Regions from separate parts of the Homo sapiens genome. Here region 2 is linked to region 1. A link is an interaction called in ENCODE POLR2A ChIA-PET data of the cell type or tissue named here. Cell type or tissue: OCI-LY7. All regions are shown on one strand. Links, peaks and the distances in the headings refer to the core of each region. The heading gives the core; the rest is flanking DNA.

Region 1 (2,918 bases), core at 261-2,760:
CAGGGTTTATATTAATATTTGAGATGACATCATTTATCATGCCTTCTAAAATGCACCAAATGATTCACTTCAAAATGAAATCAGCCTGCTGAAGTATTCACCCAAGAGATTTTAATAGATTTTTCTTTCCCAGTAACGCAGGAGGTCAGTTCTCAGTAAAACACACAAAGGCATAAGGTCATGAGCTATTCTCTCTGAAATCTCCTTCATTTCAGCCGTTCCCAAGTGTTAGAATTAATTGCTCAACTGTAAGAACTGCGACCCAGAGAAGTTTCAAGAACCAGCCAGATGGGAGAGAGTTTTACAACACACATGGGCTTACACCCTAGCAACAAAAAGACCAAAGGAGGAAAAAACTCACATTTCCATTGTTAGCACTGTGCCTATAATTTTCCTTTGTTTTAGGGGACAAAAACTGAGACAGATGATGGGTTAAACTTAATATACCTGAATTTTCATAGTGTTGGGTGCTAGGGGTTGTCAATATTTGCTCAGAAAAAGATGGTAACTGCTTGTCATTTTTGCAGAGAAGAAAGAATATAATGAACCTTTTGAGAAACACGTTTCGACAGTTTGAGAAGGCTTTGTCTTTTGGACACAGCAGCATGTTTAGCAGAATGATTACCTGGTCTAGAGAGCAAATACTATATGCATTATTTTCTTGTTGTTGTTTAAGACTTTTTTTCACGCCTGGCGTGGTGGCTCACACCTGTAAGCCCAGCACTTTGGGAAGCCGAGGCAGACAGATTGCTTGAACTCAGGAGTTCAAGATCAGCTTGGGCAACATGGGGTCTTGCTATGTTGCCCAGGCTGGTCTTGAAAAAATAAAAAATTAGCTGGACATGTTGGTGTGAGCCTGTAGTCCCAGCTCCTCAGGAGGCTGAGGTGGCAGGATTGCTTGAGCCTAGGAGGTTGAGGCTACAGTGAGCTGTGATTGTGCCAGTCCACTTCAGCCTGGGTGACAGAGCAAGACCCTGTCTCAAAAAAGAAAAATAAAAAAAGGACTTTTCCTTATTTTTACATTTTTTTGTTTTCACTGCATTTTTACTGCATTTTTAATCCCCCTTTTTTGCATTCATTTTAAATATCTGGATCCACTGCAAGTACTTCCGTCGATGAGAAGGCATGACATAGTAGATTCTCAGTTGCTCAGTTCAAAGCACCAACATGCCACTTAGTCAAAGAACCTTAGGCAAGCCACACTCTGACACAGAAGGGGTTCAGATCAGCAGTCCCCAACCCTTTTGGCACCAGGGACTGGTTTTGTGGAAGATAATTTTTCCACGGACGTGTTGGTTGGGGTTGATGGATTCCAGATGAAACTGATCCACCTCAGATCATCAGGCATTAGGTCCTCATAAGGAGCATGCAATCTAGATCCTTCGTATGCACAGTTCACAATAGGGTTCACGCTCCTATGAGAATCTAATGCCACTGCTGATCTGACAGGAGGCGGAGCTCAGGTGGTCGTGCTCACTCACCTACCACTCACTCCTGTGTGGCCCCATTTCTTACAAGCCGCAGACCAGTACTGGACTATGGCCTGCGGGTTGGGGACCCCTGGTTTAGATGAACCCAAATGTCCTCTCAATCACTAAGATTCTCCATAGCTTCTTGAACTCTTGAGCTTTGGAGATCATTCTCGAAGTTTCTATAAATAAAAGTGGAAATCAGCCCCCTCCTTAAAACCAGTGAGAGGCTTAGAGAGCACAGTAATCATGATGTTTCTGTAATCCTCCCAGAACCGAATCAGAAATGGCCAGGACACTGAGGCATTCACATGATAGCGAGGAGCAAAGTGCAGGCTTAATGTGTCCTTCCAAAGTCCACATTTCTTCTGCTAGCAATTTCTTAAATTGCCACAGAAATTGAAATGGATAAGAATTTTGGTTTGTCAACAAGATAAAAAACTCACAGATAAAGTGAGTTATCTGCTTTTTGTTCAGACCAAAAGGTGACTTTACCAGAAATTATGCTGGACATCTAGGGAATTAATCTGGATGAGTGAGCTCAGCCTGACATAAAGATGCTTCAATGCCCTTCTTAGCAATGATGCTGAAATAGCAACAGCTTTAGCTTGCTGAGGCAATAACAGCTGCCAGGGCAAAAAAGAGAAATGAGAAAATCAAAGCCATTCTGAGGTATGAGGCAGCAATTAAGAGAATCTCCCCTTGAAGGGCTTACTTAAGTAAGCAATCATTCAACCAATATCCATTTATTACCTACTAATCAAGACATCAGATCTGTATTCTCTGCCTTCCAGGAGCTTATGATTTAGGTAACAGCTACCACCTCTTCTCCAGACTAAAGAACCCCAGTGCCTGCGCCTCTTTCTGACATTGCACCTCACCCCGTAAAGCCACGAATTGCCCCAAGCCCATGTGTCTTTGCATTATTTGATGTTTGGTTTTTCTGTTTTATTATTATTATTTTTGTGGCAAAGTCTCACTCTGTCACCCAGGCTCCAGTGCAGTAGCGTAATCATGGCTCACTGCAGCCTCAACCTCCCAGGCTCAAGTGATCCTCCCACCGTAGCCTCCCGAGTACCTGTGACTACAGGTATACATCACCACGCCTGGCTAATTGTTGTGTTTTGTAGAGATGTGGTCTTGCCATGCTGCCCAGGCTGGCCTCGAACTCCTGAGCACAAGTGATCTATTCTCCTTGGCCTCCCAAAGTGTGGGAATTATAGGCATGAGCCACCGTGCCTGGCTATGTTTGATTTTTCGATCCCTTTGGATTCTCAGGTCCCCATCTTGGGAATCCACCCCTTTGTTGGCTTTAGCTGCCTGTGTCCTGGCGTATTTCTGGCGAATCATTTTTTATTCTTGGAATCCACTTCAATTGCTGTTGTGTTCGCCTTTCCAACTTCATCACACATTTAGCCCCTAGTCCTGCTGAATTCTGCAGCCCGAGGC
Region 2 (2,918 bases), core at 208-2,707, 100 kb before region 1:
ATTTGGATGACTTTATGGTAAATATTACATTGGATTACAACTTAAATGTCAGCAGTTTTTTTAGGAGGCTTGTACATAAATCTCACATTCCTCACACAACTGCGGTGGACTGCCAGTAACTTGTACAAAATTCAGCAAAGAGGCCAGGGAGCAGTAGTGAAGTCACTCACTACTGTGAGTGTCCTAGGAACTCTGTGTGATTGTTACAATCCTGTGTTAGGAAGTTACAGACTGCTTATATAGCATAGCTGAAAACGCTTGGTTTTTAAAATGGGTGTCTTCCTATTATTAGGAAGCCAAACTATAAATTGTGTGTTAGCAACAAAAAAATGCCTATGTATTTTAAAAGGTACTAGTTTTGTTGCTGTTTCATTGAAAAGACAGGAAGCAAGACATGCAAGCAATGTTTGCATACTTAAAGACATTCGTTAACTGTTCGGGAAAATGGGTATTCTCATTTTGGAGGTTTAGTCCCCAACTAGCGACACAAAGGTATAAGAAGCATAAAATATGTAGACGATCATAGTAGTGGTTATTGATTAATATGGTATGACGATTCTCTGGAGATTGTGTCACCAAGATCTTCAAAGCTTAATTGCTTGACTAACAGTACTAATGTTTGAATGAAAGATAAAAATGTAAACTTTCGATACTAAGGCACAAAATTATCCTATGTCTTTGTGTTATTTGAACTCACAAAACATATTTGAGTTCATCATTTGAATTCACAAAAATCAAGTAGCCATGAGTCCTTCACTTACTAAAAGTAGTGAATTAAAAAGAAAACCTTGCGGCCAGGTGCGGTGGCTCACGCCTGTAATCCCAGCACTTCGGGAGGCCGAGGTGGGCGGATCACGAGGTCAGGAGTTCGAGACCAGCCTGGCCAGTATGGTGAAACCCCATCTCTATTAAGAAAAATACAAAAAAAGTTAGCCGGGCATGGTGGCACATGCCTGTAGTCCCAGCTACTCTGGAGGCTGAGGCAGGAGAATCGCTTGAACCTGGGAGGCAGAGGTTGCAGTGAGCCGAGGTGGCGCCACTGCACTCTAGCCTGGGCGACAGAGTGAGACTGTCTCGGGAAAAAAAAAAAAAACCTTGTTACTTTTTCATAGCGTAGTTTAGTTAGCTAAATTGTACTTGATAGACCAAGTACTTTGATTAACTTCGCAATATAGGAAACATACTGGAAGAAAACTTTTAAAAGAGTTTTAACATCAACGATGCTACTTCAAGATAACTTGAATGTGGATGTGGCAGCCAGAATCCTAGTGAGAGAGTAACTGACTTAAAATGAGAAGGAAAAGGTTGATTGTCAGAATTTCAGTTATTATAGCAGGCACTAAAAAAGATGATTTTTTGGCCAGGCGCAGTGGCTCACGCCTGTAATTCCAGCACTTTGAAAGCCAAGGCAGGTGGATCACCTGAGGTCAGGAGTTAGAGACCAGCCTGACCAACGAGGTGAAACCCTATCTCTACTAAAAATATAAAAATTAGCTGGGCGTGGTGGCAGGCGCCTGTAGTGCCAGCTGCACAGGAGGCTGAGACAAGAGAATTGCTTGAACCAGAGAAGCGGAGGTTGTAGTCAGCCGAGATCACGCCACTGCACTCCAGCCTGGGTGACAGAGTGAGACAACGTCTCAAAAAAAAAAAAAAAAAAAAAAGATGCTTTTTAAAAATGACCAGTTCTAATGCTCACTGGTAATATTAATAAATACCTTTATTTAACTGACCCCTGCTGCTGGGTTATTTGATATTTTAAAGTGAATAGTGTTGTTGGGGCAGTGGGTGCTGACTGAGGCTTCCCTCCCGCCACTCTGGGAGTGTTAGGGTTCAGTGAAGGAGTCCTTAACTTGTAGCATAGTGTCTGGTTCATGGTCTTCAATAAATATTAGCTGTTGCAGGTGAAAGCTCAGCCTTGTGTGGATGGTGGTGGTAGAGAAGTGGGCACAGCATCTTACATACTGAGAATGGGGGCCAGAAACAGCTATGTCTTTCATGGGAAATTTTAGGTTGGTTTGGCTACAGCAAAGAATAAAAGCAGTTCAGTTATAAAAGCCATTTGGAAGAGACTTTTTAGAATATATCAAATAGTGATTATTTTAGTAGGAAATAACTATTAAAATCCTGAGTTCCTTCCCCAGTTACATTTTTCTATGCAGTCATTTTCCAGGTAAGGAGAACTCAGAAACTAAGTCTCATGTATACCATGGTGGGAGGCGGGAGCGGGTGCTGGATGTGGAGAGGAAGTACATTCTTTCTCTCAAGTTGACTAAAATATGTCTGTGTGATTTATTTATACATACCCATGGTTTCTACATCCGGGGATTCAACCAACTATGGATCAAAAATATTAGGGAAAAATATTGCACGTGTACTGAACACGTACAGACTTTTTTCTTGTAATCCAAAACAATACAGTATAACAGCTATTTACATAGCATCTATGTTGTGTTAGATATAAGTAATCTGGAGCTATTTAGAGTATACAGGAGAGTGTACATAGGTTATACACAAATACTAGGCCATTTTATATCCAGACTGGAGCACTCTTGGATTTTGGTATTGGGAGTTTCTAGTACCAATTCCTCATGGGTATTGGGGGATAATTTTATATGTACTATACATACATGTTGCCTTAATAATTTTTTTGTGTGGAGAAGGGGTCAGGAAGAGTGTCATAGAGGCTATGAGAAGACCTTGAAGAATGATAGCCATGTTTAGTAGATCCCTAGGCTTGGAGGGTTACGTTTCAACTCTGCCACTAGCTGTGATAGTTGTCAGCCAGGCCACTTAAATCCCTGAGTCTTACCTGTAAAATGGGGATAATTTACAGTCTTACCTGTAAAATGGGGATAATAACTTTTGAGGTGATGATTGTATTAATAAGATGTGAAATAATTCACATACTGTCTTGAGCA

The links. Peaks named below come from ENCODE experiments on the same cell type or tissue, not always from the same donor. Only the 100,000 strongest peaks of a DNase experiment are listed, where the experiment ranks them.
Region 2: POLR2A ChIA-PET joins it to region 1 with 5 read pairs; 3 of 35 experiments call an interaction of 5 or more read pairs at or near these places.

Annotation. Positions count from the first base shown.
Region 1 is chr18:62,631,189-62,634,106 of GRCh38, forward strand. No RefSeq gene overlaps it. Among named protein-coding and RNA genes, the nearest start is that of PHLPP1, 83 kb to the right of the region's middle. In OCI-LY7, for the core only: no CTCF peak of the experiment used is centred there; no DNase peak of the experiment used is centred there.
Region 2 is chr18:62,527,521-62,530,438 of GRCh38, forward strand. All of the region lies in intron 1 of ZCCHC2 (zinc finger CCHC-type containing 2), which reads left to right. Among named protein-coding and RNA genes, the nearest start is that of ZCCHC2, 6.0 kb to the left of the region's middle. In OCI-LY7, for the core only: a CTCF peak has its summit at 1,059; no DNase peak of the experiment used is centred there; H3K4me3 peaks cover 1,821 bases; H3K27ac peaks cover 534 bases.